5 separate regions of the Homo sapiens genome follow, and all the other regions are linked to region 3. Evidence: chromatin contacts called from ENCODE Hi-C data. All regions are on one chromosome and are shown on one strand. Each heading gives the region's core, a stretch centred on a gene start or an enhancer-like site at or near the end of the contact. The rest is flanking DNA. Distances are from core to core; before and after follow the strand shown. Region 1 overlaps GCN1 (GCN1 activator of EIF2AK4). Region 2 holds the start of RNF34 (ring finger protein 34). Region 3 holds the start of MLEC (malectin). Region 4 overlaps BICDL1 (BICD family like cargo adaptor 1). Region 5 overlaps KDM2B (lysine demethylase 2B).

The links. Hi-C counts contacts between places; a loop is a spot of excess contacts on that map. Pooled maps may share reads with other maps.
Region 1: a loop to region 3 is called in a pooled map, with 4 times the contacts of the local background. The contact joins the enhancer-like site here to the promoter of MLEC in region 3. A Hi-C loop is called at or near these places in 6 of 37 single-sample maps with no recorded cell type and 2 of 50 pooled maps.
Region 2: a loop to region 3 is called in a map of CD8-positive, alpha-beta T cell, with 22 times the contacts of the local background. The contact joins the promoter of RNF34 here to the promoter of MLEC in region 3. A Hi-C loop is called at or near these places in 2 of 168 maps with a recorded cell type or tissue (CD8-positive, alpha-beta T cell and naive thymus-derived CD4-positive, alpha-beta T cell), 4 of 37 single-sample maps with no recorded cell type and 12 of 50 pooled maps.
Region 4: a pooled map shows a loop between it and region 3 (13-fold over the local background). The contact joins the enhancer-like site here to the promoter of MLEC in region 3. A Hi-C loop is called at or near these places in 7 of 50 pooled maps.
Region 5: a loop to region 3 is called in a pooled map, with 2.8 times the contacts of the local background. The contact joins the enhancer-like site here to the promoter of MLEC in region 3. A Hi-C loop is called at or near these places in 2 of 37 single-sample maps with no recorded cell type and 8 of 50 pooled maps.

The regions. Positions count from the first base shown.
Region 1 is chr12:120,130,361-120,136,109 of GRCh38, forward strand. It overlaps GCN1 (GCN1 activator of EIF2AK4), which reads right to left. Exons shown (of 58, transcript NM_006836.2): 52 at 4,173-4,366; 53 at 3,931-4,045; 54 at 1,566-1,662; 55 at 825-973; 56 at 286-393. Among named protein-coding and RNA genes, the nearest start is that of RAB35-AS1, 16 kb to the left of the region's middle. RefSeq lists enhancers at 2,488-2,537, 2,748-2,947. Within about 2 kb of position 2,576, at least 3 of the 41 ENCODE cell types and tissues checked have a DNase peak (open chromatin) inside an H3K27ac peak, as active enhancers do.
Region 2 is chr12:121,396,331-121,402,409 of GRCh38, forward strand. It overlaps RNF34 (ring finger protein 34), which reads left to right and starts at 3,788. Exons shown (of 6, transcript NM_025126.4): 1 at 3,788-3,888. The coding sequence starts at 3,883. RefSeq lists enhancers at 3,331-3,410, 3,896-4,427, 4,428-4,959.
Region 3 is chr12:120,682,288-120,688,530 of GRCh38, forward strand. It overlaps MLEC (malectin), which reads left to right and starts at 4,862. Exons shown (of 5, transcript NM_014730.4): 1 at 4,862-5,244. The coding sequence starts at 5,010. LOC105370029 (a long non-coding RNA gene) reads right to left here and starts at 4,862. Exons shown (of 3, transcript XR_945449.3): 1 at 4,567-4,862; 2 at 609-718. RefSeq lists silencers at 2,777-2,866, 3,981-4,080, 4,921-5,220 and enhancers at 4,241-4,350, 4,441-4,570, 4,665-5,166.
Region 4 is chr12:120,083,942-120,089,701 of GRCh38, forward strand. The region is part of intron 8 of BICDL1 (BICD family like cargo adaptor 1); the gene reads left to right. Among named protein-coding and RNA genes, the nearest start is that of RAB35, 30 kb to the right of the region's middle. RefSeq lists an enhancer at 3,384-3,463. Within about 2 kb of position 3,155, at least 21 of the 41 ENCODE cell types and tissues checked have a DNase peak (open chromatin) inside an H3K27ac peak, as active enhancers do.
Region 5 is chr12:121,527,379-121,532,720 of GRCh38, forward strand. All of the region lies in intron 8 of KDM2B (lysine demethylase 2B), which reads right to left. Among named protein-coding and RNA genes, the nearest start is that of KDM2B-DT, 50 kb to the right of the region's middle. RefSeq lists an enhancer at 2,120-2,621. Within about 2 kb of position 3,358, at least 23 of the 41 ENCODE cell types and tissues checked have a DNase peak (open chromatin) inside an H3K27ac peak, as active enhancers do.

The DNA of each region.
Region 1 (5,749 bases), core at 1,326-3,825, 550 kb before region 3:
CAAAACTACGGTGCCTAGAAAGAATGCCTAAAATAGCGATTCCTAACTTGATTCAGAGTCACGGGTCAATTTGAGAATCTGACAAAAAGTTAGGCTTTATTGCAGTGTAAAGCACACACAGAAACCCCCTACATTCCATCCCTAAGTGTTCAGCGATCTCCTGGAGGCCGTCCACGGAGAACTAGCACACAACTAGTTGAGGGCGCACTGCTGGTGGTCTCTGATCCTAGGACCTCCTCACAAGCCAGGTGTTAGGGCTTAAACACATGCTTGGCCCCCACTCACCTTAACGAACAGGCTGGAAAGTTTGGCCGGCAACTGCCCTCCGCCTGTCTCGATGTGGTGTCTCATGAGAAAGCCCATGCCCCGGACCCCGCTCACCGCAATGGGGATCTGTGGAGAACAGACAGCGCTAGACGGGAGGCCCCCCACCCCTTCCCCAGAGCCAGGAAAACCCCAGTTCCTAGTAATCTCCAGGACCCTCCACTACATCACCACCACATCACCCCTTACACCATGACAGCTCTCAGGCAGGCTGCCCCGGCTGAGGCAGATGAGTACAGTCACTGGTTCCCAGGAACAGGGATCCAAGACCTGACCCAGAAGGGGCATCTAGATTCTTCAACCCAAATTCCTTGTTTAGATGATGAAACTGGGGCCCAAAGGGATCAAGTGCTGGTCCAAGGGCACAGCAAGTTACTGACAAAGGTAAAATTAGACCCAAGCTTCTTAAGCCCCAGTCTGGGGTCCACCCGCGCTGTGTCCACAAGGTGCTGCCTATGGGATGTGGCCTATGCCTATGGGATATGGCCCGAATGCCTTACCCTGTCCGCCGTGGCACTGCTCAGGATCATTTCCTGAACATCACTGCTATATCTGCCGGCACAAAGTCTGCCAGGAGCCACATTCACAGCCACGGAAAGTGCCAGGCTCCGCCCGTGCCGAACCATCCAGTCAATGCCGGACACGTCCGCTGGGTGGAAGGACACGACTGGGATCAACCGGTATTTTACAGCATGTCCCCAGCACCCATGAGGCCCATGGGCCCACCCCGCTGGAGACCAGTGTGCTGACCCAGAGCACAAGGAAAACTCCAGGCCACATTCACATGGACCTCCCTGCTATCTTGGCAGAAGCTCCCCAAAGTGGCACATTAAGGAAAGTAAGGAAAGCCTGCTCATGAACCACTCCGGGCTTACAGCTGTGTTCTTTGAGCAGAGACACTCAGGGCTACGGGACCACTGCAAATTCAGTATTGTTTGTTTGTTTTAGAGACAGGGCCTCGCTCTGTCGCCCAGGCTAGAGTGCAGGGGCGTGATCAAGGCTCACTGCAACCTTCAACTCTTGGGCTCAACTGATCCTCCCACCTCAGCCTCCTGAGTAGCTGGGACTACAGGTGAGTGCCACCACCCCTGGCCTGGATTTTGCTTTAACTGCTGGATTCCCAAGGAAAGGACAGTCCAGTTGCTAAAAGATCCTCTGAGGGAGGGAGGGAGATGCCCGTCGACTCTTCGCTAGGGCTGAGAGGCCCAGGTCCCTGAAGGGGAACTCTCCAGTGTACTTACCCAGCAAGCACTGCTGTAGAACGGCACTAAGCTCCTCTTCAGTCAAAAAGGCACACAGTTCCCCTAGGCACCCGGCTGAGGAGATGCGAGTGTTGTCCTGACAGGGAAGAGAAGGGAGTGAGGGGGTGCAGGGAACAACACCAGCTGTGTGGGAACCAAGGCAGGCAGCTCTAGAGCCCAGGATGGACAGCAACAAAGAAGGTGGAAAAGCCAACTCAGAGACTCAAGATCCAGTCCTTCCTGTAGGCACTCGTGCTCCCCTGCCAGATTGGGCTGCCACTGGTATGGAGTTAAACATTACACAGCCAGCACTTCACTTAATTATAGAAAACCCCAGTGTGTATGCATATGGTAATCATCCTTGTAATAGCAGTAATAACTGTATTTACATAGCATCTTTCTTCTTAGGAAGGCTGAATGTTTCATATTTATTATCTCAATTACTATCAACAGCCCTGTGAGGCAGGGAGGGGCGGGAGGGGCAGGAGGGGAGGCACCTGCCCCCAGCCACCAGGGAAGCCGGCTAGAGACGGCCACTCTGAGCTCCTTTCTCCCACAGAGTTTGTGTCATCTTGTGGCCAGAATGACTCCTGCTATCTCCCTACTGCATGAGTGCCCCACTGCCACCGAAATTACTTGGGTTCATCCTAGGAAGTCAAACTAAAGCCACTAATCAAGCCAAGGAAGATAAGGAAAGGCAAGCACTTCCTGTTCAAATCAGAGCCAGGTACGCGAGCGGCTCCGTGCTCCTCCCTGGCCAGCTAACTATGGAATACCAAGAGAGGATTTTAAGTTATGTTCCTTATTACAGGTGCCAACTCAACATGTCCCCAAAACAAACCACCAACCAGGGACTCAATAACCCAAAAAGCTAATGCCAGGCTGGCACCCTGAACTGCCACCTTCAATCTGAGTGGAGGTTCAGAGGGTAAGAGAATGGACTGCCAGCAGTTTGGGCCTCTGAGCTCGAAGCAGAAGCCCAGGTGCCAAGCTAAAGCTGGCTCTGACACCGACTCTCTCCAACTTCATCTATTTTAAGCTGCACTGTGGTAAAATGCAAATATGTTTCAATACTAACTTTTGCTTGCACTGTACACATGACTCTGTAGAAGCCCTGAAAGACTGTGACCAAGACAGCAGACTTTCCTGTCTGTCCCCACAGAGAAGGCTGGGGCTGGAGTCCGACAGCTGGCGCCTGGGGACCAGAACTAGGCCTTTGGAGCCATGGGAAGTGCAGCAGCAAGTGTGTGTGTTGCAGGTGTGGGCAGGAGGAGTGTGTGTGGGTGTGTGTGTGTGTCAATGACGTGTAAAACCATGTGAGCCCAAAGGCCCTCTCCTCCTAGATTGGCCCTACAAAGTAAATTAGACCACAACAGAGGGCTGTCTGAAAAGGGAACAGAAAACTCTTCTCCATAGACTCAACTCCCTACTGGCCCCACAGTGCTCGCAGCCAAATATTTGACAGATGCTTCCAGACTAGGTGAGGCTGATGGAACTGGGACAGAACCAGGAGTCCAGGGCTTCTGGTTTGGACTCTACTACTTGCTGGGTATGGCCCAGACAAGTCTCACCCTCGAAAATAGACCTCTAAGACTTGCCACCGGGACACACCCTGGAGACCATTTATCCCACTACACACTAAGTTTCTTGAGGTCTGTGACCACGAGGTCTATGCACCTCTGGGATAGGCCCTTTAGCTCGGCAAATGTTTCACAAAACAATAAATAAACCTCTTCATTTTACAAAAGTGGAAATGAGAGGCAGACAGAGAAAGTGACTTCTTTAAGATCAGAGAGCAAATAGGTGAGAGGTCTGGGTCTCTACAAAGCTTACTTGCCTCATCTATAAAATAGAAATAACCGGCCGGGCGCGGTGGCTCATGCCTGTTAATCCCAGCACTTTCGGAGCCCGAGGCGGGTGGATCACCTGAGGTCAGGAGTTTGAGACCAGACTGACCAACATGGTGAAACCCTATCTCTACTAAAAGTACAAGTATTAGCTGGGTATGGTGGCGGACACCTGTAATCCCAGCTACTCGGGAGACCGAGGCAGGAGAATCGCTTGATAGGAGGCGGAGGCTGCAGTGAGCCGAGATTGTGCCACTTCACTCCGGCCTGGGTGACACAGCAAGACTCAGCCAAAAAACAAACAAACAAACGGAAATAACCAATATATCCACAATACCTGCCCCGTTTCCCTTGAAACCCGAGGAAATGTTGGTGAAGCATACAGGGTGATAGAAATGTCAGGAATGCTTATTACTACTGAGCTGTACTGGTTCTAACACAAAGTGAAGAACTCAACCTAAGGAGGAGGAGGGAAACCAGTGGTCCAGTGCTGCCACTAGTCCTGCCTGCAGCCGTACCTCATCGTGTCCCAGCATGCTCAGCAGGAGTGAGACGATGTTTTTCCGGATGACGGCATCCACTTTGGCCCCTGCTCCCTGAATCACAAACCTCAGGGCCTGCAGCATGGTGTCCCTGCAGAAGCAATGCACCGCCTTAAGCCCTGGGTGCCTCCACCACCACCCCTCCTGCCAGCGCAGGCTCGGCCCACAGCAACCCCTGGCCTCCTGGAGGCCACAGTGCTCCCTTGCCAGCGCCGTACCTGACACCTGGGTCCTCCATGGCGCGGATGCCATTGAGCAGCTCTGTGAAGAGGGGGTCCACCTTAATGTGGATGGAAATGAGCTTCCCCAGAGCATCTGCGGCCTTCAGGCGCACCCCCCGGTTGGAGTCCTGCAGGGCTTTGGTGAAAGTGGTCTGCAGCTGGGGCAGGAAGGGCTTCAGGGCAATCCCAACCTGTGGGAGGAACCCACATCCATGAAAGACAGTTGTGGTAGACCCAAAGCCACAGTGTACCACAGGCATGAGAACAAATGACAATCCCAAACCACCACAGCGAGTCCAGCTCTCATACAGGGCTGGGGACAGATAGCCCGTCAGAGAGGCCAAACACAGACAGGTTTCGCTTGGCCTCCTGGTCATATCCAGCATGCTTTGATACACTGGAGGAGCAGGAGGCCGAGGAGGCGGCGGCCGCTATCTGAGGGAGCTGTCTCGCAGCCTTGGCTGCGTTGGGGTTTGGCTTAGTGGAGACCTGTCCATATCGATAAGTGACTCAAATCCTCCTCTGAATACATTAACAAGCAGGGCAGACTATCGGCAGTACTGAAGCACAGTTCTAATGCCAAGACAGGGAAAGGGACTCAGTGTATAATTGCAGAGCCCATCTACTGAGCAACTGACAGCAGGATACGCACTCCACATTCAGCCCTCAGAACAAGCCTGTGAAACAAATGACCTTGGAGAATCCTCCCTGCACAAATGTGTACCCACCTAACTAAAAATCCAGTTCAACCCCTGACTATACAGAAACACAGGCACACTTTTGATACAATACAGGTGGGTCCAAGAGTAAAGATTTACTTACTGTTTTTTGTTTTGTTTTTTTTTTGAGACGGAGTTTCGCTCTTGTTGCCCAGGCTGGAGTGCAAGGCGCGATCTCAGCTCACTGCAACCTCCGCCTCCCGGGTTTAAGCAATTCTCCTGCCTCAGCCTCCTGAGTAGCTGGGATTACAGGCACCCGCCACAATGCCCGGCTAATTTTGTATTTTCAGTAGAGACAGGGTTTCTCCATGTTGGTCAGGCTGGTCTCGAACTCCCGACCTCAGGTAATCTGCCCACCTCGGCCTCCCAAAGTGCTGGGATTACAGGCTTGAGCCACCACGCCCGGCTTACTTATTGTTAATTAGGAAAACCAGAGTGACTGTTTGGAGGTTCAGTGCCAATGAAGGTCTGGAAATACTGGAGTTGGGTGGGTGTGCAGGCTGTGGCAGGCACACAAAGGGGATAGGGGGAGCTGGTAAATCTGAGCTGTGCGAGGTCAGGAGTTCGAGACCAGCCTGGTGAAACCCTGTCTCTACTAAAAATACAAAAAAATTAGCCAGGTGTAGTGGCAGACACCTGTAATCCCAGCTACTTGGGAGGCTGAGGCAGAAGAATTGCTTGAACCCAGGAGGCGGAGGTTGCAGTGAGCCGAGATCGCGCCACTGCACTCCAGCTCTGGGTGACAGAGTTAGACTCTGTCTCAAAAACAAAACAAAACAAAACAAAAAACAAAAAAAAACAAAAACTGCAATATCTTTAAACAATGTTTTCCTTGTATTTACGTGGTCCTGAATT
Region 2 (6,079 bases), core at 2,538-5,037, 710 kb after region 3:
AAACCAAACACAATTTACTGGGAGCTTGCTTATGCTAGGTACAGATCTGTGTGCTGGGGACAAAATAAGACAAGTCTTCCCAAGTATTGCACTGTTTTAAATTTTCCCCTGATACTTAAGTTTCTCCCTAGCCTTTGTTGTTTTCATTGTCCTTCTGTGGCCACTTTCCAGCTGCATTAACTCTTCTTTTTGTGTTCCTCAATATTAACAGCTTTATTGAGATATAATTCACATACCATATAATACACCCGTTTAAATTATACAATTTAGTAGTTTTTAGTATACTCACAGAGCTGTACAACCATTCACATAGCTAATTTTAGAACGTTTTCTTTTCCTTTTTTTTTTTTTTTTTTTGAGCAGGGTCTCGCTTTGTCACCCAGGCTGGAGTACAGTGGCTCACTGCAGCCTCGACCTCCTGGGCACAAGTGATCCTCCTACCTCAGCCTCCCGAGTAGCTGGGACTACAGGTGTGCACCACGATACCCAGTTAATTTTTGTTTTTATGTTTTGTAGAGATGGGATCTCCTTATGTTGCCCAGGCTGGTCTCGAACTCCCGGGTTCAGGTGATCCTCCCGTCTCAGCCTCCCAAAGTGCTCAGATTACAGCCATGAGCAATCACACCCGGCCTAGAATGTTTTGTTTTGTTTTGTTTTGTTTTTTGAGACAGAGTCTTGCTCTGTCACCCAGGCTGGAGTGCAGTGGCGTGATCTCGGCTCACTACAAACTCTGCCTCCCGGGTTCACGCCATTCTCCTGCCTCAGCCTCCCAAGTAGCTGGGACTACAGGCGCCCGCCACCGCGCCCGGCTAATTTTTTGTATTTTTTAGTAGAGATGGGGCTTCACCGTTGTCTGGATCTCCTGACCTCGTGATCCGCCCGCCTTGGCCTCCCAAAGTGCTGGGATTACAGGCGTGAGCCACCGCGCCCAGCCTCCTAGAATGTTTTCATTACCCCAAAAGAAACCTGTGTCTAGTAGCAGTCACTCCATTTCCCCCCTCCTCCTTCAGAGACCTTAATCACTACTCTACTTTCTATCTCTATGGATTGGCTTATTTTGGACATTTCCTGTAAATGGAATCATACAATATATAATCTTTTTGTATCTAGCTTTTTTCACTTAGCATTATTATTTTCTTTTTCTTTTCTTTTCTTTTCTTTTTTTTTTTTTTTTTGAGACAGGGCCTTGCTCTGTCGCTCAGGCTGGAGTGCAGTGGCGCAATTTTGGCTCACCGCAGCCTCAACCTCCTGGGTTCAAGAGATTCTCCCACCTCTGGCTCCCGAGTAGCTGGGATTACAGGCGTGCGTCGCCACATCCGGCTATTTTTTTTTTTTTTTTTTTTTGTATTTTTAGTAGAGATAGGGTTTCACCACGTTGGCCAGGCTGGTCTCGAACACCTGACCTCATGTGATCCGCCCGCCTCCGCCTCCTGAAGCCTTAGGACTACAGGAGTGAGTCACTGTACTCAGCCAGCCGCATGATGTTTTCAAGGTTCATCCATGTTGCAGTATGTATCAGTACTTCATTCCTTTTTTGGTCTAATAATATTCCACTGCATAGAGAGACCACATTTCCTTTAACCATTTCTCAGATAATGGACATTTGGGTTGTTTTTACTTTTTGACTATTATGAATAATGCTGCTAAGAACCATTAGCATGTACGTTTTTCTGTGGACCTAGGTTTTCATTTCTCTCGGGTATACACCTAGGAGTGGAATTTCTGGGTCTTATGGTAACTCTGTATGTTTTAACATTTTTGGGCCGGGCGCGGTGGCTCACGCCTGTAATCCCAGCACTTTGGGAGGCCGAGGTGGGCGGATCACGAGGTCAGGAGATCGAGACCATCCTGGCTAACACGGTGAAACCCGTCTCTACTAAAAATACAAAAAACTAGCCGGGCGCGGTGGCGGGCGCCTGTAGTCCCAGCTACTTGGGAGGCTGAGGCAGGAGAATGGCGTGAACCCAGGAGACGGAGCTTGCAGTGAGCAGAAATCGCGCCATTGCACTCCAGCCTGGGCGACAGAGCGAGACTCCGTCTCAAAAAAAAAAAAATTTTTTTTTTTAAGAATTGTCAGGCATTTTCATAGCAGCTGCATCATTTTACATTCCCACCATTCATGTATGAAGATTCCAAATTCTCCACATCCTCACCATCTATTTTCTTTCTTTTTAATGTTACCCATCCTTGCAGGCGCACAGCGGTATCCATGGATTTGATGTGCATTTCCTTGATAGTTAATGATGTTGAGCATCTTTCATGTGCTTATTAACTCTGGAGGTAGACCTGCCAGGCCTTTTCTAATGAGGGACAACCATGGCTTTGTACCCCAAGAACATTTTTATTGAGTTGCTTTGTGTCTAGATCATTAGGAGAATTAATTAATACTTTCTCTTCCAATGAAGCTCAGCTGCGTCCTACATCGTGAATGAAAGGCTTTCTGTACATTTTTCCAAAAAAAACCTAGGACTATTATGGATAAGAAGTGACATTATCTGAGCAGCACTTGAAGCAAGAGAAATACATACTCTGATGCATTATTTCAGTCTAAGGAAGTGGCCTGCCACGCACTCTCTCTCTCTCCGTGTGTTTTAATCTAATATAGCACAACTTGTCGAAGCAAATCTATAATGTATATAAATAACAGAACAGTCTTAGGTCCTCATGAAGAGCGAACTGACTTTTTTATGTTTAAAATCTTAAATACTGGTTAAGTTAGAGGTGAGATTAAAAAGTGTAGGAAAATCGGCTGGGCCCGGTGGCTAATCTCAGCACTTTGGAAGGCCGAGGTGGGCGGCTCACCTGAGGCCAGGAGTTCTAGACCAGCCTGGCCAACACAGTGAAAACCAGTCTCTACTAAAAATAGAAAAAATTAGCCGGGTGTGGGGCGGGCGCACGAAGTCCCAGCTACTAGGGAGGCTGAGGCAGGAGAATCCTTTGAACCCGGGAGACGGAGGTTGCAGTGAGCCGAGATCACACTATTGCACTCCAGCCTGGGCAAGAGCAAGACCTTGTCAAAAATAAAAAAAAGGTGTAGGAAAATAAACTGTCATCCAGTACAGCTGAAGAAATCGATACCTTAATTTACAACCTCAGTTTCTCTGTCCAAAGGCAATTCCAAGACTCGAGCAAATTCTTTTATTATGCTACGATTTTGGTTATTTTGAATACAGCTTTTCAAAGAGCCCTTGGGATTTGAGAGCCCTTGGTTTTCTAAGTGTTTTCAATAAGTCTTGTTTTTAAAGGCCGCGTCCTAGCGAGTGCAGCTGCCGCTCCTTACCGGACCCACGAGTGAGGAGCCCCGAGGTCATCACCGAGCATGAACGCGGGAACGTCTGGGAAGGAAATCTGAGGCCCTGCTCTGACGGTCATAACAAAGGCCTTCGAGCCAACCGGCGTGTTCAAATTCACCACGGCCCTTCCCGCGCTCCCCTCCCCGGAAACTTGACCACCTAGCCCAGAAAGCCGCAGCAGCTTCCTCAGGGACGCTATCTCCCATTTCAAACACCCAACCGAGAAAGCAGCGCCGCAGCGCGCCTTCCGCCACGCCCAGGTCCGCAGGTCTTCGCTCGGGGCGGAAAAGAATCCTCCCCGCGCACTCCCAGCCAGGAGGAACGCCAGAGGCCCCGCCCAATCCCTGTCGCTTCATTGGCTCTGGTGACCGGCCTCCCGAAAGTCGGCTTCCTATTGGTCGTCGTGGCCGCCGCTCTGCGCTTTTACCGGGGCACGCGGCGAGCGTGACCACGCCCCTTACGTCCGGACGCTCGGTCGCCTCCCGGGGCGCGGTAATCACCGCCCAGAGGGAAGGAGGTCGGCAGTGTGAGGAGCTGCTATGGTGCTGAGTTTCCTGGTAGAGCCGGCCGAGCTGAGGCGGTCGCGGCCATGAAGGTGAGGGGCCGGTGGAGCCGGACAGACCCTCCTCGCCAATCCTATCCTGCCAGGGCACCTGAAGCGCCTCCTTTCTTTCCGCCTTAGCGGTTACCTAGTCGTCATCTCGGAGAGCTGCGCTGAGGGGGGTCGCTTGCCCGGCTTCAGGTGCCCCAACCGAGCCAGGGCAGGCTGCCGGACCCTCTCGAGCTCCTCCAGTGCCACCCCCGTCAGCGACCCGAGCGGTGGGGAGAAGCCGGGCGTCCCTAGCGTTCGCGCCGGGTGGGCCCCTCTCTGCGCCGGGCCCTGTGCGCCTCCTCGGGGGCCTGAGGCAGAGCCGCCAGGGCTCGCCTGAGCCTCGGTCCCTTGGCGCGCGGCGTGCCCTTTCCCGCCCCGAGTCCTTGAACTAACCCAAGTGTTGGGGACATCGTGGGACCGAGGAGAACAGGAGGGGTGCAGGGGGTGGTGAGGCTAGGGCCAGGCTAACGGGTTAAAGAACTCTCAGGGTGGGGATGCCACCCGGAAGGGGTGCTTCGTAGGCTGCACGTCGGGGCCGCGAACTAGAGAAGGCTGGATGTGCCTCCATCGCCACTAGGTAAACGCAGCAAGGAATTTGGCAGCTTGAGTTCTCCAAGGTGGGAGTGAGAGCGTGGGAGCATTACTGATGAGAAGTTGAAGAAAAGGGGAAAGGGGAGCGGGGTTTCCGGCCTACTTCTGAGAGATGATTCTCAACCCGATCACTGAGAGTTCTGAAGAGCTTTGTGAACAGCAGTCAGTTCAGGGTATTGATTCATTTGCCGAACTCAAACCAAGTGGGATGAGTCATAAGGTGATGATAACTTTCAGACCTAGATGGTTTCGTTAATCTCAGTGCAGAGGTGTGCTGGGGGTGGGTAATCTAGCAGGTGAGCTGCTAGATTAACGCTGTCTCCATAAAGCGTCAAAGATTTACTATAGAAGATTGAAAAAGAGTGTCAGCTGGTCACAGAAATTCAGCACATGTTTTGTTGAACGTTTTCTGTGCGTTAGCCAAGAGGGAGACATGGTGAAGAGAAGTAATTCAAAATACAGTCTCATCCCTTAGGAAGGCAGTTTACCATTCAAAAGAAGAGTTATTTGTAAGTAACCATATTACAAGGCAGAAGGCTATAGGTATCAAAAAAAAAAAAAAAAAAAAGGCAGGGACAAAACACAGGAGCCAGAAAGGATACTTCTGGCTACAGAAAGCAAGGAATATTTTTGGAATAGGTAACTTTGGAACTGTGCCTTGAAGTATGAGGATATTGTAAAAGCTTATTTTTAACTTTCCAGTTTAGTTATAAAATATTATTACAGCTTGAAATATCTATTAAAGTATCTAGAAGTAGCTTTATTTCCTGAAAACCACCCTCTGCTGTGTTAAGATCCAAAAACAAAGCAGGGATCTTTATATATAATGCCTCGAAGAATCAGTATCTTTATTAATATTAAATTTGTGGCCCATTAAGGAACTAGCTATCGAAGGAAAGAATTAGAGACAGGTCCAGTGTTGAAATTTTTAAACAAGTTCTTTGAAAACAGACGTGTGTTTTGAATTGAAGTGGAAGGTACTACTTTCTAAGATGAAATTTTAGAAACAAAGTTTGGTGGCAATTGAAATTATAGAAAAGATACGTATTTTCAGAAGCAAAATATGGACCTGAATAGACATCAGCCTGTGCCAGATGACAGTTATAAATGATGCTTTTGTTTTTGTGAAACTGGATTTACACCATTGAGGATTTGGGCTGTTAAATGTTTATTATTTAACTTAATGTTGATTTATATTGAAATTGTTTAATTGTGGGTATGCTCATCTGTAGATTTCTGGGCAGAGACTGATTCCTGATGTCATGGAATGCTAACATGTGAATGTTCATGTAAGGAAATACTTCTTTCTGTGGAATTAAAATTACATTAAAAGCTAAGCAAGTATACCTGGCCGGGTGCAATAGCTCACGCCTATAATCCCAGCACTTTGGGAGGCCAAGGCAGATGGATCACTTGAGGTCAGGAGTTCGAGAACAGCTTGGCCAACATAGCAAAACCCTGTCTCGATTAAAAATTATTTTAAAAAGAAAAAAAGGAAAAAAAAAGTTAAGCAGTTAAAAATAAACAAGAAAAGCTAAGCAATTATATGGATAAGTACATGTTCACTCAAACCTGGAGCAGCTGGTTTTAGTATATGTACGGA
Region 3 (6,243 bases), core at 3,612-6,111:
ACTCTGGGAGGCCGAGGTGTGAGGACTGCTTGAGCCCAGGAGTTCGAACCAGCTTGGGCAACATCGCAAAAGACCCCATCTCTACAAAAAAATAAAAAAATTAGTGGGGCATGGTGGCACATGCCTCTAGTTCCAGTTACTTGGGTGGCTGAGGTAGGAGTATCCCTTGAGCCTGGGAGATCGAGGCTGCAGTGACCCATGATTGTGCCACTGTACTCCAGACTGGGCAATGGAACGAGACCCTGTCTCATAAAAAAAAAAAAAAACCAAAAAAAAAACATAGATCTAGCAGCTTCTTACAGTACAAGGTGGGGGGTACAAGTTCAGAAGGCAAGAACTCAAGAGACTTTCTTTCTTTCTTTTTTTTTTTTTTTTTTGAGACGGAGTTTCGCTTTTGTTGCCCAGGCTGGAGTGCAATGGCACAATATCGGCTCACCACAACTTACGCCTCCCGGGTTCAAGCGATTCTCCTGCCTCACCTTCCTGAATAGCTGGGATTACAGGCATGCACCACCATGCCCGGCTAATTTTGTATTTTTAGTAGAGATGCGGTTTCTCCATGTTGGTCAGGCTGGTCTTGAACTCCCAACCTCAGGTGATCCACTCACCTCGGCCTTCCAAAGTGCTAGGATTACAGGCGTGAGCCACCGTGCCCGGCCGAGACTTTCATTTCAGAGTAGCAATCGGTTGAGTGCCTTGGCTTGTGCCAGGCATGAATCTGTCAAAAATAAAATCAGATCAAGTTAAAATTTCAGGAGTTGATTGTGCATACAAAGGAAGAGTCTGTGAATCGGGAGATTACAAGATTGGCAAGAAGTCTGAATTGACAGCAGTTGTAGCACAAGAGGAAGTATTTTGACCCTTTACATGATTGGCTGATATATATTTTTTCAAAGGCAAATAGAGCTGCTTAAGCTGGTTTGTCTATGGCTGATTGGTTTAATTCTGTGGAATCATGCTAATAAGGGAAGAAAACTTATTCTTGTGCTTTGTTTATGTTTAGAGTTAGCATTTTGGAAAATCAGGTGCTAAAATTTTGGTTATGTGGCTATGGTGGTTGGTCTCGGAGTATCTAAACAATTGTTTCAGCTCTTTATCAATTCTAATGACTTTATTATATGCATTACCACCTTCTCCTCCTCTTCTTCATGCGGTTTTATTACCTTCTTTAATCCTCACGTCTGCCCTCTGAAATAGAAACTATTCCAGGCCAGGTGCGGTTGTTCACACCTGTAATCCCAGCACTTTGGGAGGCCAAGGCAGGTGGATCACTTGAGGCCAGAAGTTCAAGACCAGGCTGGCCAACATGGAGAAACCCTGTCTCTACTAAAAATACAAAAATTAGCCAGGCATGGTGGTGCATGCCTATAATCCCAGCTATCTGGGAGGCTGAGACACGAGAATTGCTTGAACCCAGGAGGCAGAGGCTGAAGTGAGCCGAGATCATGCCACTGCACTCCAGCCTGGGCAAGAGTGAGACTCTGTCTCAAAAAATAAATAAGTAAAATAAAGTATTCCAGTCATGTGCTACATAACATTTCAGCCAATGACGAACCACATACACGATGATGGTCCCGTGAGATTATAATATTGGCTGGGTGCAGGGGCTTAGGCCTGTAATCCCAGGACTTTGGAAGGTCAAGGCGGGAGGACCGCTTGAGGCCACAAGTTAGAGGCCAGCCTGGACAACATAGTGAGAATCTGTCTCCACAATAAATAAATAAATAAATAAATAAATAAAATTTTGTGTGTGTGTGTGTGTGTGTGTGTGTGTGTATATATATATATATTTTTTTTTTGAGACTGGATCTCACTCTGTCACCCAGGCTAGAGTGCAGTGGTGCGATCTCGGCTCACTGTAACCTCTGCCTCCCGGGTTCAAGCGAGTCTCCTGCCTCGGCCTTCCGAATAGCTGGGATTACAGGTGCGCCCCACCATGCCCAGCTAATTTTTGTATTTTTAGTAGAGACAGGGTTTTTCCATGTTGGTCAGGCTGGTCTCGAACTCCTGGCCTCAAGTGATCCACCCACCTCAGCCTCCCAAAGTGCTGGAATTACAGGCATGGGCCACTAGGCTGGCCAATACTGTGTTTATACTGTATCTGTGTTTAGATACGCAAATACTTACCATTGTGTTCAACTGTCTACAGTATTCAGTAAGGTAACATGCTGTAGAGGTTTGTAGTGTAGGAGCTATCAGCTATACCATATAGCCTAGGTGTATAGCAGGCTATCCCCATCTAGGTTTGTGTAAGTACACTCTGTGATCTCTGCACAATGACAAAATCGCTTAATGATGCATTTTTCAGAACGCATCCCTGTCATTAAGTGACTCATGACTGTATCTCTATTTCACAACTGAGGAAACTGAAACTCAGCGAAGTACATCACTTGCCCAAGGCCACACAGTGGGTAAATGGGACTAGGCATGGGATGCAGGCAGCCTGTCTTAGATCCCACGCTCGGATCCCATACCCTGCCTCCAGGGTCTCAGACTTTACGTTTTACTGAAAAGACAGCCTAATTCATGAGCAGCTGGATCTCAGAAAGGGAGCCAAGCTCCTTGGTACACAGATGGCCCAACCACGAATGGTATCTGAAGGGCTCAATAACAGGAGCCAGCCGGGTATCTTCTTCACCCTCTGGGGTGACCAAAGACACGAAGGACTGAGAGAAAGCCTTTAGAGGCCTCCCCCAAAATTTAATCCGTTTTTGTGATTGTTTCTCCTGGACTAGACTGCCTTGAGGATAAAATAAACATGAGCGCCTGGTGGCAGTGCAATACCTGAGTGGTACGTGGGCTCTGCAGGCCAACTGCCTGGAGGGAGGAAGCCCCATCACCACTACTTGTGTTTCTGTTCCCCATTTGCACCACACCCCTCCTTTGAGGGTAACTGAAGCCTCTGAGTTGTCAAGATCCTTAAAAGATGACAGTTTGAGAGAGAGAATAGTAGAATTAGAAACCCCAAGAGGCCAGGTGTGGTGGCTCACACCTGTAATCCCAGCACTTTGGGAGGCCGCGGACCCCGAGGTCAGGAGATCGAGATCATCCTGGCCAACATGGTGAAACTCGGTCTCTAATAAAAATAAAAAAAACTAGTTGGGTGTGGTGGCGCGCGCCTGTAGTCCCAGCTACTCAGGAGGCTGAGGCAGCAGAATCGCCTAAACCCGGGAGGTGGAGGTTGCCATGAGCCGAGATTGCACCACTGCACTCCAGCCTGGCGACAGAGCAAGACTCTGTCTCCAAAAAAGACAGAAAAAAAAAAAAAAAGAAACACCTTGGACAGGAAACATGTCTATGGGAGGAAGTAAGGCCAGATGCTTGCAAAATAGGGGGGAAAGTGAGACCGGGAGGGAACACTTCCAAAAGTTACCCCCATGGGGTCTGAATTTGGGGCCTGGGAAGGAATTTGGGTGCATTTAGATCCACCACTGATAGTCTCTATTTTGGCACCCTGTTTTGTTCCCGTATAGCACTTACCACTGTTCTAACTAAACAATTAATTTCATTATGGGTTGTGCAAAGTCTATGATTCTCATGCGGGACCCCAGGTGTGTTTTTTGTTCATGTAGCACAAAGCTCATTGCCTAAGTAGTAGGTAGGATTGGTAGATAAAATACAAGAAGTCCAGTTGTTTAAATTTTAATAAACAATGCATTTTTTTTTTTAGTATAAGTGGGTCCCATTTGCTTATCTGAAATTCAAATATAACTGGGCTTCTCCTATTTTATCTGCCAAATCTGACAACCCTGGTAGCAGGGACTTGATACATTTTTTTCCTTTTAGGGAGAATTTCTAAATCGACCAGTATTTATGGAAAATGCATAAGCGTTTTTTTGTTTTTTTTGTTTTTGCCTTGACTCTGCCCTACACTTGCGGTGCGACCCTTTGGCAAAATTCAGTCCCTTTCTATGCCTCAGTTTCCCCATCGGAAAAATGGGAGTTTGAACAGCGACCGAAGCGCAGGGATCGCCAGTGTGGGAGAGCGCCAGGTGAACTGTGAAGGAGCAGGGAGGGAGTTCGGGCCGTGCCCGTGCGGGACAACCCCGGTATCCACTCTGGGCACCGCCGGCGGCGACTCCCGCCAGCGCCTAGGGTGCCTCGGTCCCGCCCCTACGCAGCGGAGGCCGGCCAGAGGCCGTCGCCATGGAGACGCGAGCAGCCTGGCACCCACTCGCTCTCAAAGCCACGCGTTTCCGCTGCGTTGGAGCCTTCTCATTGGACGGCCGTCTGGACGCTACCACCCGCCCCGAGCCCGCTAAGGGGAGGGGGCGGGGCCTTATTCTCATGGGATTCGTTCCCTGGAGACCTGTGTCCGCGGCCTCTCTGGGAAAGCATGGGTCCTCTCCCTCACGCGGGGAAAAGGACTGCGTCTCTTAGGTCTGGAGAGTGTCCATTGCTTCTCCTACTAGAATTTATGCTCATGCTGCTCCCTGAGAAAAGAAGAGGGGGCGGGAAAGTCGGCCACGCCCCCTCCAGAGCCTATTTGGTCTCAGGAGCTAGAGCACCGGAAGTGCTGGCGACATGTCAGTGCGCCCTACCCTAAACCTTCCCCCCCCAGGCCACCTTTCCCATTCAGCTGTGGGATTCCGGGGCCGCCTGGGCGCTGCACCCGCCACTTCCGCATCGAACCGCCGCTTCAACCGAACTCACTCCCTCTGCGCGCGCTCCATCTGGTGCCCGACTGCTGGGCCGGCGCCTGGGAGAAGCCACGCCCTTTCCCGCGCCTGACAGCCAATGAGCGGGCGCCTCCCGGCGGGGTGGTGGGTAATTAATGAGGGCCGGGCGCTGATTGGCTGCAGCGTCGTGGCCGGGGGCAGGGCGGCGGGGTAGGTTGTTCCTGAGGTGGGAGGCGGTACCCGTGGCTGAGAAGAAGGAGGCCTGAGAGCGACATGTCCCCGGCGGCTCAGGCGGAGCGGCCCGTGGCGCTGTTTTTCTGAGTCCGGGGTGGCCTGGCAGCCGGCCGAGGACGAGGGTCGGCGGGGGCTGCCCCCGTGGTGGTGGCCGCCATGCTGGGAGCCTGGGCGGTTGAGGGAACCGCTGTGGCGCTCCTGCGACTGCTGCTGCTGCTGCTGCCGCCGGCGATCCGGGGACCCGGGCTCGGCGTGGCCGGCGTGGCCGGCGCGGCGGGGGCCGGGCTGCCCGAGAGCGTCATTTGGGCGGTCAACGCGGGTGGAGAGGCGCATGTGGACGTGCACGGGATCCACTTCCGCAAGGACCCTTTGGAAGGCCGGGTGGGCCGAGGTGAGAGTCCCCCTGCCGAGCCGCGGGATCCAGGGCCTGCTGTGCTGGGCGCAGCCGGCCGGGGGCTGCGGGCCCCGAGCCCCTTTCGACCCTGGGGCCGCGTCTCTGGAGCGAAGTTTCTCTCTGCAGCTTCTTCGGGGGCCCGCTCTGAGCTCAGGGCCTGGCACTGGCTCCAAGGTACCTAGAGTCATACAGGCAGAGAGTTGGCCAGAAGTTAGTTATATTTGGATTTCTCATCCTGCATTTTCTCAACCCCTCACTCCCATCCAAGCTGGGAGAGAAATGACGAAGGCGGCCTTTTGCTACCTCCAGGCCTCGCGGGTTGTAGGTCATGGGTGCCCCTGCTTCTCCTGTCGAGACAGTTCTTGGGAGATTCTCGTCGACCCAGGAATCGGCCGCTTTCCTTGCCCCTTCTGCAGGAGCGGGGCTTGATTCTTAGCCAGAATAGGAAGGAATCTTCGAAGAGAATGGGCCAGGAAAGTTTGATTGTAGCCTCCTCCCCCGCCCTCTTTTCGAGCGAAGAATATGTGTGCTTAAAAGTAGAATCGGCAGGCCGCCCCCAGAGGGTGGTTCTATCGAAGCCATCCTGCACGTGAGGCTGGTGGCTGTGTGTGAACTGGGTCAACCAGTGTAAGAATCCGAATGGTCTATCAGAGAATGCTTACAACCTCCCCTAGGTGATCCTGAGAGTTCTAATTCCAGCTTAGGGGGAAAATGATTGTGACTTAACTTGCTGGGCAACAGTGGTTTTTAACGGAGCTGCTCCCTTCCCAAAGTTAGTGTGTGTCAGAATTGCCAGGGCAGCTGGTTAAAAATGCAGATTCCTAGTCCCCACTCGAAATTGATTATAGTAGATTGAGCTTTTTTGCTGGGATCCAGGTTTCTGCACCAGGGGCTTGTGATGTAGGTTGCCCCGAGACCACCGTTTTGGAAGATCAGCTTTATAATCTTTGTTTCTTCTGTTGGAGGGATTGGAAAACAGGTTTCAGAAGGAAGTTC
Region 4 (5,760 bases), core at 1,905-4,404, 600 kb before region 3:
TGTGCCCAGCCAATAGTAATATTTATACATCACTTTATAGTTTACAAAGCACTTTTATTCTTTTTTTTTTTCTTTTCTTTGAGACGGAGTCTCACTCAGTCACCCAGGTGGAGTGCAGTGGCATGATCTTGGCTCACTGCAAACTCCGCCTCCCAGGTTCAAGCGATTCTCATGCCTCAGCCTCCCGAGTAGCTGGGACTACAGGCATGTGCCACCATGCCCTGCTAATTTTTTGTATTTTTAGTAGAGACAGGGTTTCACCGTGTTAGTCAGGATGGTCTCGATCTCCTGACCTTGTGAACCACCCGCCCTGGCCTCCCAAAGTGCTGGGATTACAGGCATGAGCCACCACACCCGGCCAACACTTTTATTCTTTAATCCTCCCAGCCACAGTAAGAAGTAAAAATTTTTAATCCCAATTTTACAGATGAGGAAACTAAGAAATACTTTGCCAGGGCCACAGCCAGCAGTGACTCATGAGCCTCCACCTCAAGTCTTCTGATTCCCGTCTTCCTGACACCCTTTTCCCTTTGCTACACTGCTACTTGTTGGGAAGCTAAAATGAACTACTTGGAAACAATGTGTAAATAAGATACTGTATGCTTTTGTAAAAAAAATAATATGACACACATTTTAACTTCTGACTTTAAAATTCCTCATACTCAGGCCAGTTGCGGTGGCTCACACCTGTAATCCCAGCACTATGAGAGGCCGAGGCAGGCAGATCACCTAAGGTCAGGAGTTTTGAGGCCAGCCTGGCCAACATGGTGAAAGCCCGTCTCTACTAAAAATACAACAATTAGCCAAGCATGGTGGCAGGCGCCTGTAATCCCAGCTACTCAGGAGGCTGAGGCAGGAGAATCACTTGAACCCGGGAGGCAGAAGTTGTAGTGAGCTGAGATCACGCCATTGCACTCCAGCCTGGGCAACAGAACGGGGACTCTGTCTCAAAAAAAAAAAAAAAAATTACTCATACTCTAACCTCACTTCCACACACACTTTCCCCCTCCCTTCTGTTCTCTTTCATCATTTTCATTATCTCTATTTCCGTTTTACCTTTGGGTCCCCTTTTCTTTCTGGTCAGAACCTCATGTCATGGTGTCTGTCAGTTTCTAGTTCATTTTAGAAATTATTCTTGGTGAATCCCACATAACGATGTATCTTTGCTGCTTGGATTTCCACTATATTTAGTTAATGGATACTTAAGTAACAGTGTGATAAGGCTGGGGTGCAGCGGCTCAGGCCTGCAATCCCAGCGCTTTGGGAGGCTGAGGCAGGTGGATCACTTGAGGTCAGGTGTTCGAGACCAACCTGGCCAACATGGTGAAACCCCATCCCTACCCAAACAAAAAAAAAAGAAGTAGCCAGGTTGGAGGATCACAAATTCAGGAGGCGGAGGTTGCAGTAAGCCAAGATTGCACCACTGCCCTCCAGCTTGGGTGACAGAGTGAGGCCCTATCTCAAAAAAAAGTAACAGTGTGATAGAGGAGGCAGCATACCTTTATGAATAACAGTGAAATTGTGTGATGGAATAAAATGGTAAAATGAAGATGCTTATCGTGGAAGTCCACTAGAAATCAAAAGCAGAAGGAGGCCAGGCAAGGGCGCCTGTAATCCTAGCACTTTGGGAGGCCAAAATGGGAGGATTGCTTGAGCCTAGGGGTTCAAGACCAGCCTGGGGAACATAATGAGACCCTGTCTCTACTAAAAATACAAATAAAAAATTAGCTGAGTGTGGTGGTACATTCTTGGAGTCGCAGAGGTGGGAGGATCACTTGAGCCCAGAAGGTTGAGGCTGCAGTGAGCTGTGATCATGCCACTGCACTCCAGCCTGGATGACAGAGCAAGATCCTGCCTCAAAAAAAAAAAAAAAAAAAAAAGGCAGAATGAAGATAGAAGTACACATGGGTTGGTTACCTTCTCTCAGACAAGAAGCTGAACATTAAGATCATATTCTGTCATCAGCATGGAAGGTGGGATGGAAGGTGGGGGATACAAACAGAGAAAGTGTCAGGGTGCAGGAGAGAAGAAGCAAGTTGTCCAGTCTTTCTCCCTTTAAAAAAAAAAAAAAAAAAAAGTAAAACCTAGCTCTGCCACCTGGGTGAGCAAATCTACATGAAACCTTGTAATGCATGCTCTTGCCTGCTTTCAAAGGAGGCCCAGTTACTATCCAGGAGTCTGATTAGACTTGCAAATTCTCCCCTCTGGAAGGATGCCCCCAGTAGGGAGAACTCTGGAGCAAGGGTCCTGTCCTTCCTGGACTCCTATAGAACAGGGCTGGCTGGGCAGTTAGGTTACTCTGGGAGGATAGTTCTTTTCCCATACCTTAGAAATGAATTTTTGTTATACAAGAATTGAGACGACAAGCCTAAGGAATCATTTAAAGAGGAAACCACACCCCCCATTTGTATAGTAACTTAGTTTTACCAGATACTTCTTCCATATACGTTATCTCTGATTCTCCATCCTGGCCGCACATTACAATCATCTGGGGAGCGCTCAGACACCAGGAACCTCACCAGAACAATACAGTTGAAATCACGGGGTGGGGTCAGTTGGGTGGGGCCCACTTCTTTCCCCCTTGATTTTAATGTGTAGTCAGGGGTGAGAATCCCTAAGAAATATAACTTCCTTCTCGTCACTGGGCTGCAGAAACCTTAAGGTGCACCTTCTCCTATACAATAAATGAGTTTCAGGAAAATTAAGTAGCAATTTTTTTATCTCCTTGCAGGTGAAGGGCCTTCACTAAAACCAAAAATAAATCTTGGGCTAGCAATCTGCCTTACAAAAACAAGTCAGTTACTAGTGGTTTCATTTGTAAAAAGGAATTATTCGAGCCCTTGGAATATTCCTATTTTTAAAATGTGATTAATGTGTTGATCCTGGTCTGGGGTTTCCCATGAATGACGAGCACTTATTCCTTGGTGAGCAAATGTCCCAACGGTGCAGCGCGTGGCCAGGATTGGAGGTCGTCCAGGCAGCCCCTGCCTCAGGGCGTTTTTTGGCAAGGAAGGGAACCCCACCATGCCCGGCGCTGCGCCGCGGCTGTAGCCCTGGGCCCATCTGTCCCTCGCCGGCAACGTTAGTCAGCACATTCCTGGGGCTCCCGCTGCTCTCGGCGCCACCTGCCGGGGGACGCCGGAAGCTCAGGAGGCTGTGGCTGTCGTGGGGCACCACGGGTTCTGACGCTACTGGAGGGGTGTCCATGGCAACCGATGCCGCGTGAGGATTTCCGCTGTTTGCTGCCAGCCAATAGCAGTGGGTGTGACGGAGGCAGCCTTCGGCATCTGAGCCCTCAGCATCCATTAGACGGGCTCGGGTCCCGTCGCTGCCGCAGTGGGCGGGGCTGACGCGGTGGCTGAGCTGTCTGGAGCGGTTTCTCTAGGGAAGGCAGGCGGGCCGGCGGGCGGGGCGCACTTGCGGTGTCGGCACAGGTGACTAATTGCTCGGTAGACCTGAAGCCAAAGAAGAAGTGCTGGTCGCAGCAGTGGCCTGAGCACTTTGCAAGTGGGATCCACCTGTTCCTTTTTCTGGCCGCACTTCGGTTAGTGCGGTCGGTGTTGTGAAGCTCGAGCTAGGCGGCCTCTGCAGGCGGATCCTCTAGCTGCCCTTGAGCCCTGCACATTAGTCGCTGGCCCTGTACAAGGAGCATGCTTTTGTTAGCTTTGCTGTTTTGAGTGCTTAAGGGAGCGATTAATGAAGGCAAGGGCTAAATAATACACGTTTCTGCAGTTGGGCAACCAGGGCTGCCTCTGCAGAGGTCCTTCCACCTTTATTCCCGTTCCCCTGCCCTCGAAAAAAATTAATTTTCTTTTGCATTGAACAGCCGTGATTTAGGAATGTTGGGAAAGGTGAACAAAGTAATACGTGAAACACAAATGTGAAAATAAAAAAATGCAAAATAATGTCGGAGGAGTTACCCATCAGTAATCATCACCCAGAGATAACCAACTAGACATTTTTGTGCATATCCTTGAACACACAGGCAGTTTTTTGTTTTGTTTTGAGACAGAGTTTCGCTCTTGTTGCCCAGGCTGGAGTGCAGTGGCGTGATCTTGGCTCACTGTAACCTCCGCCTCCTGGATTCAAGTGATCTCCTACCTCAGCCTCCTGAGTAGCTGGGATTACAGGCAGCATGCGCCACCACGCCCGGCAAATTTTTGTATTTTTAGTAGAGGCGGGGTTTCTCCTTGTTGGTCAGGCTGGTCTCGAACTCCCAACCTCAGGTGATCCGCCCACCTTGGCCTCCCAAAGTGCTGGGGATTAGAGGCGTGAGCCACAGCACCCTGCGGACACAGGCAGTTTTTGTTTTACAAAACTAGTATTATACTAGACCTTGTTTTCTGGTGCTTTTTCCACTCAGCAATATGTTATGAACTGTCAATAAATATTCTACCTCATGGTTTTTTGTGGGGTTTTGTTTTTATTTTTTTGAGACGGAGTCTTGCTCTATTGCCCAGGCTGGAGTGCAGTGGCACAATCTGGGCTCACTGCAAGCTCCACCTCCCAGGTTCAAGCGATTCTCCTGCCTCAGCCTCCCGAGTAGCTGGGATTACAGGCACCTGCCACCACACCCAGCTAATTTTTGTATTTTTAGCAGAGATGGGTTTTCGCCATGTTGGCCAGGCTGGTCTCGAACTCCTGACCTCAGGTGATCCTTCCACCTTGGCCTCCCAAAGTGCTGGGATTACAGGCACGAGCCACCGCGCCTGGCCACACTTTATGGGGTTTTTTTGTTTTTTTGAGACGGAGTCTTGTTCTGTCACCCAGGCTGCAGTGCAGTGGCGCGATCTGGGCTTACTGCAAGCTCCGCCTCCCGGGTTCACGCCATTCTCCTGCCTCAGCCTCGCCAGTAGCTGGGACTACAGGCACCTGCCGCCATGCCTGGCTAATTTTTGGTATTTTTAGTAGAGACGGGGTTTCACTGTTAGCCAGGATGGTCTCAATCTCCTGACCTCGTGATCCGCCCGCCTTGGCCTCCCAAAGTGCTGGAATTACAGGGGTGAGCCACCGCACCCGGCCTACTTTATGGTTTTTACTGGTGACTGTATTCCATCCCATCATTCATGACCACTTGGCTACTCTGACTAGCTAAGCTATAGTGATCACCACTGTGTGGCTATCTTCGCACACCTCTGTATCTTCAGGACAGTTCCCCTAAGGGGGATTGCTAACTACAAGGAATCCCTTCTATACCAGCAGGACAAGGTTCCTGCCTTCCAGTGGGGAATGGGCCATTTTGGGAAAGGATGAGTAGCTCCTTTATGCTGTGTGAGGCTTTTGATCCCCTCTGGGTTCCAGTCCTTATTTTAGTATTGTCCTTTTTCAACGTGTGTGTGTGTGTGTGTATGTGTGTGTGTGTGGGGTGTGACGGAGTTCTGCTCTTTCAACGTGTGTGTGGCGTGTGTGTGTGACGGAGTTCTGCTCTTTCAACGTGTGTGTGTGTGTGGTGTGTGTGTGTGTGACGGAGTTCTGCTCTTTTTGCCCAGGATGGAGTGCAATGGTGCAATCTCGGCTCACTGCAACCTCCTTCTCCTGGGTTCAAGCAATTCTCCTGCCTCAGCCCGAGTAACTGGGATTACAGGCATGTGCCACCACGCCTGGCTAATTTTGTATTTTTAGTAGAGACAGGGTTTCTCCATGTTGGTCAGGCTGGTCTCGAACCCTCGATCTCAGGTGATCCACCCGCCTCGGCCTCCCAAAGTGCTGGGATTACAGGCATGAGCCACCACACCCGGCCTCAACTTCTGTTTCTTTATC
Region 5 (5,342 bases), core at 2,108-4,607, 840 kb after region 3:
GGCCGGGCACGGTGGCTCACACCTGTAATCCCAGCACTTTGGGAGGCCAAGGCGGGCAGATCAGGAGATTGAGACCATCCTGGCTAACACGGTGAAACCCCGTCTCTACTAAAAATACAAAAAAAGTTAGCCGGGCATGGTGGCAGGCGCCTGTAGTCCCAGCTACTCAGGAGGCTGAAACAGGAGAATGGCGTGAACCCAGGAAGCAGAGCTTGCAGTGAGCTGAGATCGCGCCACTGCACTCCAGACTGGGTGACAGAGGGAGACTCCGTCTCAAAAAAAAAAAAAAAAAAAAAAAAGTGGGGAATATTACATTTTTCCATAAATGCTTGCAGAGAAGATACATAATGTACATAAAATGTTCACTGGATCAAGCCATGCTACTCCAGCCTGGGCAACAAAGTAAGACCCTGACTCAATAAAATAAAATAAAATTTGTAAATGTTCATTGCTTATAACTGTTAACTATAGCTCACCTAGGCTGGCACAGCCAGAGTGGGGAGGCCGAGCCTGCAAATGTGGCCAGTATGCTCCCATAGGCCAGGTTGAGTTGGAGGAAAAAGACATCACCTGGTTCACCCCAGGTACTTAAAGTTTCCAACCTCCTATTCCCCGGGGGTGACTTCCACCTCCAGCTTTCCTTACTGATAATTATAAGGCTAACACCTGGTGACCCCTAGGCACTGTTTACTGTGGCCTTGATGTCCTGACCCTGACGCTGTATTCTCACCTCCTGCCTCATCAAGGTATAGCCAGCTAGGCAGGGCAAGCTCAAACCCCTTTCTCCAGGTCATTCTACTCCTCAGTCACCTTCAACGGTCTTCCTCTTCCAGGCAGCTCTCCTAGGTTACCTAGGAATAAAGCCTGAAGAATAGCACCATTTAAAATCTTCCTTGGCAGCCGGGCGCTATGGCTTATGCCTGTAATCCCAGCACTTTGGGAGGCTGAGGCAGCAGGATCACTTGAGGCCAGGAATTTGAGACCAGGTTGATCAACATGGAAAAACCCCGTCTCCACTAAAAACACAAAAGTTAGCCGGGCCCGGTAGCGTACGCTTGTAATCCCAGCTACTCAGGAGGCTGAGGCATGAGAATTGCTTAAACTTGGGAGGTGGAGGTTGCAGTGAGTCGAGATGGTGCCCAGTGCACTCCAGCCTAGGCAACAGGGTGAGACTCTGTCTCAAAAAAATGAAAAAATAATAAATAAATAAATAAATAAATAAATAAGGTCTTCCTTGGATGCATAGCTGAATTCTATCAGACATTCAAAGATGACTTGGCAAGCCAAGCAGATCACCTGAGGTCAGGAGTTTGAGACCAGCCTGGGCAACATGGTGAAACCCCATCTCTACTAAAAATACAAAAATTAGCCAGGCGTGGCGGCACATGCCTGTAATCCCAGCTACTTGGGAGGCTGAGGCTGGAGAATCGCTTGAACTTGGGAGGCGGAGGTTACAGTGAGCTGAGATCGTGCCACTGCACTCCAGCTTGGGTAACAAGAGTGAAACTCTGTCTCAAAAAAACAAAACAAAACAAAGATGACTTGGTACCAATCCTGTTGACACTATTCCAAAAGAGAGGGAAAGAGAGAATCCTCTCTGAATCATTCTATGAAGCCAGTATCACCCTAATACCCAAACCAGGAAAGGACATAACAAAAAGGAAACTAAAGACCAATATCCCTGATTAACATAGATGCAAAAAACCTCAACAAAATACTAGTAACTAAATCCAACAGCATATCAACAAGATAATCCCTCCATGATCAAGTGGGTTTCATGCCAGGGATGGTTTAACATACACATGTCGATAAATGTGATACACCACGTAAACAGAATTAAAAATTAAAAAATCACACGATCATCTGAATAGACACAGAAAAAGCATTTGACAAAATCCAGCATCCCTTTATGATGAAAGTCTTCCTAAACCATCAGCATCCTATGAGCTTTCAGAGAACTGAAGACTCCATGAACCACGGACTGGGAGGCGTGAGGTCAGTGTGGCAGGAGGAGAGGTGCCTAAGGTCACACTGTGGCAATGAAAACTCAGGTCAGAGGTGGGAAATGCCAGAATTCAATTCTCTGCTTCAATACAGAAAAACTCCCATCCAGGGAGCTGCAAACCCTTTCTGGGTTTCCCAAGACTCTCTCCTCAAAGCCACAAATCAAGTACCACGAATCTCAGATGTGTGTCTGTACGTGGCTCAGAGGGTGTGAATGCTGGAGAGAATCCCCAGGCCTGGGGAGGACCTAAAATACTCATCTAGGGGCTGGGCGCGGTGGCTCATGTCTGTAATCCCAGCATTTTGGGAGGCCGAGGCGGGTGGATCACTTGACCCTAGGAGTTCGAGACCTGCCTGGACAACATGGCAAAACCCCGTTGCTACTAAAAATACAAAAATTAGCCGGGCATGGTGGCGTGTACCTGTAATCTCAGCTACTAGGGAGGCTGAGGCAGGAGAATCGCTTGAACCCGGGAGGCGGAGGTTGCAGTGAGCCAAGATTGCACCACCATGCTCCAGCCTGGCGACAGAGCAAGACTCTGTCTCAAAAAAAAAAAAAAAGAAGAGCAGGCGCAGTGGCTCACGCCTGTAATCCCAGCACTTTGGGAGGCCAAGGTGGGCAGATCATGAGGTCAGGAGATCAAGACCATCCTGGCTAACACAGTGAAAACGTGTCTCTACTAAAAACACAAAAAATTAGCCAGGCATGGTGGCGGGTGCCTGTGGTCCCAGCTATTCGGGAAGCTGAGGCAGGAGAATGGTGTGAACCCGGGAGGCGGAGCTTGCAGTGAGCCGAGATTGCGCCACTGCACTCCAGCCTGGGCAACAGAGCAAGACTCCCTCTCAAAAAAAAAAAAAAAAAAAAAATACTAATCTAGGTCAGTGGACCCCAGTCTCTGGTCCTTTAGTTTTCACTGGTTGGAAACAGAATGAGAAAAACTATCAAAGTTAAAGTACTATCCTTTATTCTGACATTTTATACTTGTAACTTTTTTAGTGTCAGAATAGACCATGGGGTTTGTTGATCTTAACACCCATCTTTAGCAAAATTATAAGTTGGCAACTCTGTATCTGTTCCTAAGTTTTTTTTCACTGGTCCATGAAATCAATGGCTGGGAACCGCTGAACTATGCTGCACCCTCCCTCCCACCCTACCCCACCCCTGTATCTCAGAGGGTGGCAAATTCCAACTGTCCCTTTTCTACTTCCCAAAACTCCAGGGGAAAAAATCCTGGTATCTCAATGCATGACCCTTCAGGCCAGAAGTCTTTGCCAGGACCTAACTGGACTCCTGCTTGCAGCAACTCAAATGCACATTTCCTCTTCCTGCCTTCAATAGACAGCCACGCCCACACCCCTGCTGCCAGGGCTTCTCAAGACCTCCCCCAGCTTGCTTAAGTCACCAACATCAACACCCACACCATCCCACACAGGGGAAAAGTGATGAGCCACCTCCCAGCTCTGCATAAGGCCTGGACAGAGAGACTTAAGGCCTGTTAGGCTCAGAGGATGGGGTTGGGAGGGAACTTGAGGGTCCCAGAGTTCAGCTCCACCCCACCACCATTGTAGAGAGAGCTGAGGTGCAGAGAGAGGAAGAGACCAGCTAACGTCACAGAGTCAGCAGCAAGGCCAAGAGCCTTCCAGTCATCCTTTGAATCCAGGGCCAATCCAGCAACACCTGCAGAGTGGATTGAGCACAGCTTAGAAGGAGGATGCCACCTCCTTCCCGAGTCTCCACTACTCCACATCTGCCAGGGTGTCCCCTATAAACGCTGACCACCAAGTGCAGTTCCCTTCCATCCCAAGCAGGGGTCGGTCCCTTCCCTGAGCCAAGCAGGTCTGAGGACAGACCTGGGGCCATGGTAACAAAGTCATCCCCGCACTAAACCCTGCTACTTCCAAATGCCAAATCTCCCTAATAGGGAAGTCTCCAGTTTCTGCCCAACTTTCTAGAAGCACCCAGGTGTTGGAGGCCCCATCCCCATAGCAGGAACTGCTACTACAACCACCACTAGTGCTTGATGTCCAGACCTAAGACCAGTTTCTAGCCCAACTCTCAGAAACATCTTGGTGGCCTCAAAGGATACTCCTATCCTCTGGTCCAAGCTTCCACCCAGTTGTAGATTGTCTGCAAGCACCTTGAGTCATCCATATCTACTTTCTACTTGTATGCCTCCAGTGACAGGGAGCTCACTACCTAACAGAGCAAGTTATTTCAACACCACTCGGCTATACTCCTTTCAGGAGACAATCCTTCACCTGGCTGACTGCAGTTACCATATGCCTTCACTTCCTCATGTAAAGCAACCCAATTCCTCCTTCAAACACATCTCACCTGATGTGGTTTCCAGACACACCCACACCCCACTTCAGGTTGATTTAACCTCCAAAGTACAATGACCAAGAGGAACAAAACCTCCTTCCTACAGGCTAGGTGCGGTGGCTCACATGTGTAATCCTAGCACTTTGGGAGGCCAAGGAGGGAGAATCCCTTGAGGCCAGGAGTTGGAGACCAGCCGGGACAACATGGCAAAACCCCACCTCTACTAAAAATACAAAAATTAGCTGGGCATGTTGGCGCACGTCTGTAATCCCAGCTACTTGGGAGGCTGAGACTTGGGAGGCTGAGACTTGGGAGGCTGACATGAGAACTGCTTGAACCTGGGAGGTGAAGGTTGCAGTGAGCCAAGATCACGCCACTGCACCCTAGCCTGGGTGACAGAGCAAGACTGTCTCAAAAAAAAAAGAAAAAAAGCACAACTCCTATGTGTGGCCTGACCCCCTCCCTCTACACAGCAGGACTATCACCTCTCTCATCCTAGGTAGAATGCTTCCATTAATGCAACCTAAGAGATAATTCCCTGACCCCTAGGTCATCAGCCACATCTACTAGTGACTGAGCCAGGAACCAGCCAAAAGCCCTTAGTCCATCTCCAGTGAACTGGAGGCAAGGAGATCTGAACTCACTCAGCCCTCATGACCACCCTGGGGAAATCTTAATCCTATTTTACAGATGGGAATAGAGGCACGAAGAAGTGAAGTCACAGCCTCTAAGTGGTCGATCCAGAATTCCACCTGAGGCCATGCACAGCCCTTCCCCAGACCCTGCCTCAGGGCAAACCCACCCCCATTACCCAACACACAATCTCCACAGGAAGTCCTGCACAGGGATTCGAGTCTCCCCTGAGAGGGCCCAAGGCCTTCTCCAAGGGAGAGAGAATTCCAGCCCGTAGGTGGTAGATACAGGTGGGATGTGAGGGGAAAACTGCACGGCTTTTCCCTCCAGCCCACGGCTGGCTCCCCTCGGGGACTGCCAATGGCCTGTCAAACCCACCAGG